Linked DNA regions of Mus musculus: region 2 is linked to region 1. The links are chromatin loops, found by intact Hi-C in ENCODE. Cell type or tissue: gastrocnemius. All regions are shown on one strand. Links, peaks and the distances in the headings refer to the core of each region. The heading gives the core; the rest is flanking DNA. Region 1 has its middle 40 kb from the start of Gm33078. Region 2 overlaps Larp1 (La ribonucleoprotein domain family, member 1).

Region 1 (5,375 bases), core at 125-5,124:
GTCAGGTTCCGGGGTTCGGAAATGCCTGTAAGGCCTCACCTGCTGCTCCGTAGTCTTTCTCTTGACTTCTGTTCCCTGCACTACAAATCTCCCAACATCCTCTCCCCCTTCATTGCGATCAACATGCCTATTAGGTATGGCCCAGAGAAAGTTAGGCACAAGTCGCCTGACTTTCCTTCGGACATTTCCCCCAGGCTTCTTGTTTTCAACCTCTTCCAGATGGTGGGATTCTTCTTCACTTTGTTTGGAGGCCTTCCCACCTTTTTTGTCTTTTTTGTCTTTCTCCACAGTGAGATCCAGTATGACTTGTTTAAATTTGGATGCCATCACTCCTGGGCCTATCCTTGCCTTCTCCTCTTTCTAGAGATGCTCACCACCAGGTGCGCCGACCTGCTCAGCTCTTCCTCCTCCTGCTGCTTTCCGTGCTGCCCGGGCCGTGTGCTCTGCGCCACCAGGAACAGGTGCCTGGGGATGGCGGGCTAGAGAGAGTCAGCAGTCAGTACTCTTAACTGCTGAGTCATCTCTCCAGCCCCTGGTTGATTTTTTTTGTTTTTTGTTTTTTTTTTTTTATTGAGGCAGGATCTTGCTACTTAGCTATTAAGTTCCAAACCAGGCTACTTTTACGTAAGGCAATCCTCCTGCCTCACCTCTCAGATGCTGAAATATAAGTATAACGCATATCCTGGCTGTGTCCTGATTTTATTTTATTTTATTTTATTTTATTTTATTTTATTTTATTTTATTTTATTTTATTTTATTTTATTTTTTTGAGGATTTCTCTGTGTATCCCTGGCTGTCCTGTGTCTTAGTTAGGATTTTACTGCTGTGAACAGACACCATGACCAAGGCAACTCTTATAAGGACAACATTTAACTGGGGGCTGGCTTACAGGTTCAGAGGTTCAGTCCATTATCATCAAGGCAAGAACATGGCAGCATCCAGATAGGCATGGTGCAGGAGGAGCAGAGAGTTCTACATCCTTACCTGAAGGCTGCTAACAGAATACTGACTTTCAGGCAGCTAAAATGAGGGTCTTATAGCCCACACTCACAATGACAAGCCCACTCCAACAAGAACACACCTACTCCAGCAGGGCCACACCTTCTAATAGTGCCACTCCCTGGGCTGAGCACATACAAACCATCACATCCCGTAACTCCCTCTGTGGACCACACTGGTCTCAAGCTCACAGAGATCCACTTGGCCTCTTCCTCCCAAGTGCTGGGATTTAAGAGGTGTATCACCACTGTCCAGCATTTTTTTTTAATTTCTCATTTATATATTTTTAAAGAAAACTTGGAGTTTATTAAAATATTTACAAATTTTAGATTCTTATTACAGGTGTAAGCCGGTAGTTTATTTCTTTTTTAGTTGTTGTCAACTTGACACACGTTAGAATCATGTGGGAGGAGAAGTGAGAGACTGCTTCTGTAAGATTGGCTTCTAGACAAGTCCGTCTGCCATTTTCTTACTTAATGATTGATGTGGGAGGGCCCCACCCACTGTGCTAATGCCAACCCTGGGCAGCTGTTCCTGGGTCATATAAGAAAGCAGGCTTAGCAAGCCATGGGTGAGCAAGCCGGTAAGCAGCATTTCTCCATGACTTCTGCATCAGCTCCTGCCTCCAGGTTCCTGTCCTGAGTTCCTGCCCTGGCTTCCCTCAGTGGTAAAGAGTGACCTAAGAGTTGGAAGCTGAAATAAATCTTTCCTCCTTAAGTTGTGGTTTTATCACAGCATCAGAAGCCTAACTAAGGGGTGGGAGCTAAGAAGAGAGTATAAATACATAGTGCTGGAGTGTAAGTGTGAGAGAAGAGTCAGAAGTGGGCAGTGGTGGCACATGACTTTTATCCTAGCACTCAGGAAGCAGAGGCAGAAGGATCGCTTTATCCCTATAAGTTCTAGACTGGTCTGGTCTACGTAGCGGGCTGGAGGACAGCCAGGACTAGATAGAGTTCAGTTCTCTAAGCAGGGCAGCTCACAACCTGTAACCCCAAGGGATCTGACAGTCTCTTCTGGCCTCCTCAGTATGTGGCAGACACACACACACACACACACACACACACACACTCAGAGAGACAGACAGAGACAGACAGAGACAGAGAGACAGAGAGAGAGAGACAGAGTTAGAGAGAGAGAGTTAGAGTTAGTTCTGGGACAATTAGGGCTGCCAAGTGAGACCCTGTCTCAATGAAACAAAAACAGCCAGGCAGTGGTGGCACACACCTTTAATCCCAGCACTTGGGAGGCAGAGGCAGGTGTATTTCTGAGTTCGAGGCCAGCCTGGTCTACAGAGTGAGTTCCAGGACAGTCACCAGGACTACACAGAGAAACCCTGTCTCAAAAAAAAAAAAAACCCAAAAAGCAAAAACAAAAAACCAAAAGGCCATCTTGGCAAGCCTTGAAATATGTGCTTTATCATATATGACCAGTAGGTGGCGGCAAAGACAAGCAGATGAGCCAGCCTTTTTGACACCTAAATTTGTTTTTGCTTAGGTGAAAATTTATTCTTGCATTGTTTCCCTAAGCATTTATGCGACTAAACGTTAGGAAGCAGACAAGTGACAATAAACAATTATGTGTGTTCTCATCTCCTCTCTCCAAGTGTCATTGCTAGTTTATAAAGGAGGACACCAAGACTAGAAGTTGTCACTGCCTAAAGTCACAGCTTTAAAGTGTAATAGATGAGTTAAACATTTGGTGTGACCGGACAGAGTCTCCCAGTGTGGCCCATACTGGCCTCTAACCTGTGGCAAGCCTCCTACCTTTCCTGTGCTGGGTTTACAGCCTTGCTTCAACGCACCCCACAGAAATCTTGTGTTTGGCTTTCGCTCCTGGCTGGAGGAGAAAGCTGAGCAAGCGACAGGTTAAGTCAGGGGAGCAGGCTTCAGACTCCCTAGACTGCAACTTCTGTGGAGTGCACGGTGTGAAGCCTGTGGCAAGACATGATGTGAACTTCCTGCCACGAAGCAAGGCAGAGAGAAACCACTCGCCATTGGGGACTCCGGCTGTGTCATCTCCAGAACCAAGACTCCGACTTTAAAAGCTATCTTTGAAAGGTGTAAGAAAAGGAAGTGTAAAAAGAGGAAATAAAAAATGAAATTGAGATGGAAGTAGGGTAGGGGCGTGGCAGTGAAACAGGCCAGTAATGGCAATTCTCTGGAGGGAGTGTGTACGAATGTGGAGTTCAGCGTCACTCTTGGTAAAATGGGGAAGGGTCAGCAGCTTGAGATACACGAGACCCGTATAGAGACGTGCGGAAGGGGCCAGAGAAATAGCTCCGAGGCTACAAGAGGACCCTGGGAAAGCATAAGAAGGTGAATTCAGTTCCTGGCACCCACAGGGCTGCTCACTACCAACCGTATCTCCAGTTCCAGGGCACCGGGCACAGTCACAGTGCACATGCATACACGCAGATAAACAGCCATGCACATAAAAGACTACATAAATCTTAACAAAAATTTTAAAAGGTAGGCAATAAGAAAAAGCAACTTGCAGGGTAGGTGGCGCACACCTTTAAACTAAGCACTTGGGAGGCAGAAGCAGGCAGATTTCTGAGTTCAGGGCCAGCCTGGTCTACAGAGTGAGTTCCAGGACAGCCAGGGCTACACAGAGAAACCCTGTCTCAATAAAAAAAGAAGAAAAAAAATCTGAAAAGAAAATGGTAAGTAAGATCATTGAGATTAAAGAAGAGAATAAACAAGGGCTAGGACTGCAAGCATGAGCGGCTTCCACCTGGCTGGAGCTGTCAATCAAATGAAGCTTGGCTGCACCTCTGCAAGTGAGCACTCAAAGCCAAGCAGAGAAAGGAGGACTCGTGCTGCCCTGCCTCCTGTTGGGGTATACATGCTGAGCAGGTCTCCATGTTGGAGGTCCTGGTGTGCAGGCCCCATGACCACAGCCAGAGCAGATGCCCTCCCCCCAAGTTGCTTTAGGCTTTCACCAACGTGTGAGAAGTATAGATGTTTTGAGAAAAAGCTGGTAGGGGAGGATAGGTGGAGCCCAACAGGAGAGCGTGTGAAGTCTCCTTGTACAAGAGTGGGGGATTTCCAGACCAGAAGCTATTCCTAGAAATGAGGCCACCACACACCTGACACTGAGTGATGTCAGAGCTCCCAGCGGCACCCACTCAGGCATGAGCTATGCTTTCCCATTCTACAGATAAGGAAACTGGAGACCAGAGAGGTAATTACCAATGTGTAGGAAGTGGCAGATGGGTGTGGTGGCTCAAGCCTGTCACACCAGCACTTGGAGGATGGAGCCTACATAGTATGTTCCAGGCTAGCTAGGTCTACATAGCAAGACCCTCTCTTACAAAAACAATGGCTGGAGATATAGCTCAATTGACAGCGTGCCTGCCTAGCATCTAGAAGGCCCTGGGTTCTATTCCAGCATCACATAACATGAACGAGGTATGGTAGCCTGCACCTATAATCCCCAGCACTCCAGAGGCAGAAGCAGGCAAAACTTTCTACATAATAAATTCCTAATGTCAGATGGCGGCGGCACATACCTTTAATCTTAGCACTTGGGAGGCAGAAACTGGCAGATGTCTCTGAGTTTGAGGCCAGCCTGATCTACAGAGCCAGTTCAGGACAGCAAAGGAAAGACCCTATCTCAAAAAGATTTTTTTTTAATGAATAAACTAACCAATTAATTCCAGGACAGCCAGAGACAACATAGTGAATTCAAGGCCAGCCTGGGCCTTGACCCTGTCTCGAAAGAAAAGGGAGAGAAGATGCATGGGGGTAGGGAGAGAAGATAAAGTTATGGGTAGCCCTGCAGTGGTGGCACATTCCTTTAATCCCAGCACTCTGGAGGCAGGGGCAGGCAAATTTCTGAGTTCAAGGCCAGCCTGGTCTACAGAATGAGTTCCAGGACAGCCAGGGCTATACAGAGAAACCCTGTCTCAAAAAATAATAAAATAAAAATAAAAGTTATGGGTAGTGCTGAGTTTCCCCATTCCCCAGTCAGGAAGTCTAGCTCGCTGGCCCCGGGGGGCTCCTCTATTCCTTCTGGGGGGATTCAAACATTCCAAGTAGACGTCAAAGACCCCTGAAGCAGCATCCACACCCCGTCATTTCCTGGAGCTGTTGTCCCTCCTCAGCGTACAGTCCTGTGACTGAAACCAGCTGCAGGTTCTCACCTACTCTGACCCTCGCTGACAGGGGCCTCTGACTTTTGAATGTGTGAACAAGTCCAGGTGGCCTTCTGTTCAGACCTTGCAGGGCCCAGTCGGTTGTGTGTGGAAGCATGTGGGGTCCAGAGGGTACAAACATGGTGTCTCAATACATCTGCTGTGAAGCCAGGAACCAGGGACATCTAGGTATCAAAGATGGTCAGAATGGTTTCTGGACCCAGCCTCCTTCCTTTAAGAG
Region 2 (5,375 bases), core at 98-5,097, 70 kb after region 1:
GAGGTGAACTTAAGAACCTTGTAAGAGTCTGGGCGTGGTGGCGCACGCCTTTAATCCCAGCACTTGGGGGTGGGGTGGCAGAGGCAGGCGGATTTCTGAGTTTGAGGCCAGCCTGGTCTACAAAGTGAGTTCCAGGACAGCCAGAGCTATACCAGAGAAACTCTGTCTCCAAAAACAAAACAAAACAAAACAAAACAAAACAAAACAAAAAGAACCTTGTAAGAGGCAGGAGGATTTACCAGTGTGACATGGAGGAGGAGGAGGAGGAGGAGGAGGAGGAGGAGGAGGAGGAGGATATACCGAGTGGCAGACATGGACTAAAATAAACAGGTTAAGTTAGAGTTTGTTGGGAGGTTAAAAAAGAAAAAAAAAAGAAACTTAAGAAGCCCAAATGGAGGTGGGGTGTGTGCATGTGTCCCCTCACCTGCCCAATTGATTGCCTGTGTTTTGAGGTCAGAGGACAACTTGCAGGAGTTGGTGTTTTCCACTGTGTGTCCCAGGATGGAAGTCAGTTCTCCTTTACCTGCTGAGCCATCTGATGCCTCCCCACCCACTCCAAATTGTGGCTCTTGAAATTTTTAGATGAGCATGGGTGCTTTGTGGTAAAACTGTCCATTTAGTGCTTTGGTATCTTTCCACAGCTTCAGATTTGTTGCAGATAGGTCTCCTTTCCTATGTATGAGAAAAAATCAGTTGGCATTAATAGCATAGTCTTGTTTTGGAGTTAAGTCCTATCATCTCAGTGACCTATGGTTAAGTTTTGGTGTAGGTGTGGGGGAGCATTAGTGGATTTTGACTTGGTCAGTTGGTAACAGTGTCCCCAAGTGAATGTAGTAGGTGCTCGCCCCCCCCCCCTAACTATTGAGTAATTAGGTGGTTATTTCCTGAAGAACCTTTTGATTCAGAAAGTTTCTAGGCTCTGTTAGATAGACCTCACCTTCAAATTAAGGAGGGTCTTTTATCTGAAACAGGTCAGAAGTGTGGTGGTGAACATCTTTAATTCTGGATCCAGAAGGGAGGCAGAAGGATTATCATGAGCTAGAGGCCAGTCTGAGATACTGTAGCAAGAGCCAGAGTAGATGGAGCTACAGCCATACCAAAACAAACAAACAAACAAACAAAGTCTGGACAGCAATGGCAAGTGGATGTGTCTCTTGAGTTTGAGATAAGTATGGTCTACATAGGGCATTCCAGGCCAGTCGGGACTTTTGAAACTCTGTGCTAAAAAGAAGTCACAAAGTGTCTGTCTGTGTCTACATCTCATGCCCAGCTTTGCCTCCTGACAGCTAGCTAGCTTGCTTTTTTTGTTTGCTTTTTGTTTTGTTTTGTTTTGTTTTTAGCCTTGGCTGTCCTGGAACTTTCTCCGTAGACCAGGCTGGTCTCAAACTCAGAAATTCGCCTGCCTCTGCCTCCCAAGTGCTGGAATTAAAGGTGTGTGCCGCCGCTGCCCGGCTGACAGTTTTAAATTTGCTTTAAGGATACTTGAAAGGAACCATCTATATTTTAAAATGGGGAAAATGCTGTAGGTATGGTGGCACACATACAGGCTTCGCTGTAATCCCAACACCTGGGAGGCAGAGGCAGGCGGATTTCTTTGAATTTGAGGCTAGCTAAGACAGCCAGAACTATGTTAGAGACCCTGTCTCAAAAGACCCACCCTCAGAAAAAAAGTCTATAAACTAGCTCTCTAAGCGTAGGGGTATCCAACTTTGCTTTTAAAAAACTAAAAGGACAGTGTGTAAAGCTATGCTGAATTAATTGCCTCTGATACTGGGTGAGGGCCATGGTCTGCACTACTGGCTGTCTACTTGCAACCCACTGCTAGGCCCTGTAGGCCCTCACATTTGCATCCTTCATGAGGCTTCCTCCCAGCATGAGGCCTGTGAGTCCAGATACTGTGCTTCACCATAAAAAGGAAGGGAAGCCAAGGAGTAGCCTTGTAGACACTTGAGAGGAGAGCAAGTGTGGTGAAGACCTGATACTAAGAGCATTGTGGCCTGCGGCCCTGGAGCAAAGCTGAGGATGAACTTGCCAAGGAAATTGTTGTGTTAGTCAGGCTCCAGGTAGCCTTTCCATTTCTGTCCCCTCCGCTGGACTGGGTATATAAATAGCATCATTGGTTTCAGTCTGTTAAAGCCCCCTGTTATCTTGTAGGCGTGAGGAGGACTATACAGGGTTAACTCTCACAATGGAAAGGGGAAAGAAAGATCCTGAGTAGAAGCCTTGTAAAGTGTGATCCTGTTTAGGGAAGGGAGCCAAGGCTCCTTGGGAATTTCTCTGGACAGAGGCTCCTCCTGGCAGTGCTGTTCTGTCCTCCCTGTAGTAGGGAAGGTAGGAAATGATGTAGGGGAATTGAAAGATCAGCTGCTAGCTCAGCTGTGCATCTCACTGAAAGACTTGAGCGACTTTACTGAATTTCCCCACTTCCTTTCCTGCTTCCTGTGAATGGAAGTGGTTGAGTCACAAGGTCTTTCAAGACTTTCCCATTAGGATTAAGTTTGCTATATCAATTGAATCAGAAGTTAAGACCCTGGTTGTTGAGATCTTATTTAGAGACTCAGATGGGACCAGCTTTCTTCTTCAGAGCTACACTAAGTAAGGCAGTGGGACTCTTAGGGATGTGTGTATGTGTGTGTGGCATTGTGATCTAGGCTTCAGGTTTGTGTTCAGGTAAGATGGTCTGCCCTAGGTGGTGAGTAGCAGACAGTGATAGGAACTTGGAAGGATTCTTAAATCCCATGTCTAGTTCAATAGGATCATTCCTGAGAATCCCCTTCTGGCCTGAACATGCAGAGCTGGTAGAAGCTGGGGTCCAAGAGTTAATCAACTTAGCAGAATCGGGGCAGACCTAAGAGGCTCACTAGTATCCAATGTTCAGGCTTGTTCAAACAGGCCCCATGGCTTGAACTTTAACCATTCATTGTGTGGCAGGAACTGCTTGGCTCCCATCAGTTTGAACAGCCTACTAAGAGGCCTTGGGAATTCTGCCGTGCACTAGATAGAGAGGCCTGGCCTCATTGTTTACATTCCCACAGGGAAGCAGTGAACTACCAATTTTCATTTCCTGCCTAACATCACCTCCCAAAACAGCAGCTTAAAGAATCAGCCATCTTGAGGGTGTGGAATACAGTCCTGTTATCCCAGCTACTCTGGAATCAATTTTCATAGGGAGGTATTGGGCAGAGGCTGTTAAGGTGTTGGCATGATCAGAAGGATCATCCTAGCCAGAGTGCAGTCAGGATCCTCCAAGGACAGAAATGGCCAGTGTAGATGAGGAGGCCTCAGCTTTACAGGGGCTCTGCACTCTGTTGTGGAGGCTGGAGAGCAGTGGCTGCAGCAGATGCTTTGAGATTCCTCAGATCCGTGGAGAGTGTTGAGTGGGGAGCAAGGTGGAAGCAGAAAGGCCTGCAGGAAATGCAGGTAAATCAGAGTAGAAGATAAGGAGCTACTTGTAGCTGGACGTTCATTCTCTGCTTCCTTTCTCTCCTCCCCCATTTTGATACTTAGTAACAAAAAATGTTCCAGACAAGGATTGAGCCAAAATTACAAGATTAAGTAAGGGTTAAAGTTGTTTTTAGCTCTGTTTCTTAAGAGACTTTAAGCAGTCAGAAAGTTGTTTTGTTTGGTCTAAAACAGGACTTGAATCATGGTATTCAAGTGAGATTTCAACAGAAAATTTTTCTTTTGTTTTCTGTCAAAGCAGAATGTAATCAGGATTTTCATTTGTACCTGTAAGTTAGGAAATGTGTGGGCCTGGAGAAGAAGGTTCAACCAGTTAACAGCACTTGCTATTCTTGCAGAGGACCCCAGATGTGTTTCTTGTACCCACTAGGGCTGGTTCATGGTCTTTGTAACTTTAGCTCCAGGGTACCTAATGCCCTCTTACCCTCTGAGGGCACTGCACTCAGTGAGTATACACGCATGCATGTGAACACATAATTTTTTAAAATTTAATTTAATTTTATTTATTATATGTAAGTACACTGTAGCTGTCTTCAGATCTCATTATGGGTGGTTGTGAGCCACCATGTGGTTGCTGGGATTTGAACTCAGGACCTCTGGAAGAGCAGTCAGTGCTCTTAACTGCTGAGCCATCTCACTAGCCGAACACATAATTTAAAATAAAATACATTCCCTCCCTCCCTCCCTCCCTCCCTCCCTCCCTCCCTCCCTCCCTCCCTCCCTCCCTCCCTTCCTTCCTTCCTTCCTTCCTTCCTTCCTTCCTTCCTGGTTTTTCGAGACAGGGTTTCTCTGTATAGCTCTGGCTGCCCTGGAACTCACTTTGTAGACCAGGCTGGCCTTAGAAATCTGCCTGCCTCTGCCTCCCGAGTGCTGGGATTAAAGGCGTGCGCCACCAAGCCCGGCTGTTTTTTTTTTTTTTAAAGAATTATTTTATGTATATAAGTACACTGTGGATGTCTTCAGACACACCAGAAGAGGGCATCAGATTTCATTACGGATGGTTGTGAACCACCATGTGGTTGCTGGGAATTGAACTTAGGACCTCTAGGAAGAGCAGTCAGTGCTTTTAACCACTGAGCCAGCTCTCCAGCCCAGGTGTTGTGTTTTGTTTTTTGTTTTGGAGACAGGGTTTCTTTTTGTGCTCCTGCATGTCCTGGAATTTATTCTATAACCCAGGCTGGCCTTGAAATCGGAATCACCTGCTCTGCCGCCCCAGTGCTGGGATTAAAGATGTGAGCCCTCACTGCCTGGCCAAAATAAAATGGATTAAAAAAAAATTAATTTTTTTCTTTTTTTGTCAATTTTTCCTCATCCACATTTCAAATGCTATCCAGAAAGTCCCCTATACCCTTCTCCCGCCCTGCTCCCCTACCCACCCACTCTCACATCTTGGCCCTGACATTTCCCTGAACTGGGGCATATAAAGTTTGCAAGACCAAGGGGCCTTTCTTCCCAATGATGGCCGACTAGGCCATCTTCTATTACATATGCAGCTAGAGATATGAGCTCTGGGGGTACTGGTTAGTTCATATTGTTGTTCCACCTATAGGGTTGCAGATCCCTTTAGCTCCTTGGGTACTTTTCTAGCTCAATAAAATGGATCTTAAGCAAAAAAGAAACACCAAGGGGTAGGAAAAAAAAAAGGAGCAAAAGACTTAAGACAGAGCCATGGAATTGACCAGAAGCATTTATTAAAGTGTTTATCTGGTCCTTCCAGTCCCAAAGAGGATTTAAAGAAGGAGGCAGTATCTCATGTAGCTCAGGCTACCCCCAAACTCATCATGTAGCTGATGACCTTGAATGCACTGCCTCTCCTGAATGCTGCCATTAGGAGTTACAAGCAAGGGTCTCTATGCCAAGCAGGACTGGATTTTTAATCTTCTCTCCTGCTTCTGTTTAAGATAGGATGTAGT

The links. A loop is a pair of places that touch in the nucleus more often than their neighbours do. Peaks named below come from ENCODE experiments on the same cell type or tissue, not always from the same donor. Only the 100,000 strongest peaks of a DNase experiment are listed, where the experiment ranks them.
Region 2: a loop joins it to region 1, with 4 times the contacts of the local background. A loop is called at or near these places in 15 of 42 quality-filtered maps.

What each region holds. Positions count from the first base shown.
Region 1 is chr11:57,948,759-57,954,133 of GRCm38, forward strand. It overlaps the pseudogene Gm12245. Among named protein-coding and RNA genes, the nearest start is that of Gm33078, 40 kb to the left of the region's middle. In gastrocnemius, for the core only: a CTCF peak has its summit at 2,416 (motif pointing right); DNase peaks (open chromatin) are centred at 1,988 and 2,373.
Region 2 is chr11:58,018,897-58,024,271 of GRCm38, forward strand. All of the region lies in intron 1 of Larp1 (La ribonucleoprotein domain family, member 1), which reads left to right. Among named protein-coding and RNA genes, the nearest start is that of Gm51897, 6.1 kb to the right of the region's middle. In gastrocnemius, for the core only: no CTCF peak of the experiment used is centred there; no DNase peak of the experiment used is centred there; H3K4me3 peaks cover 776 bases; H3K27ac peaks cover 3,573 bases.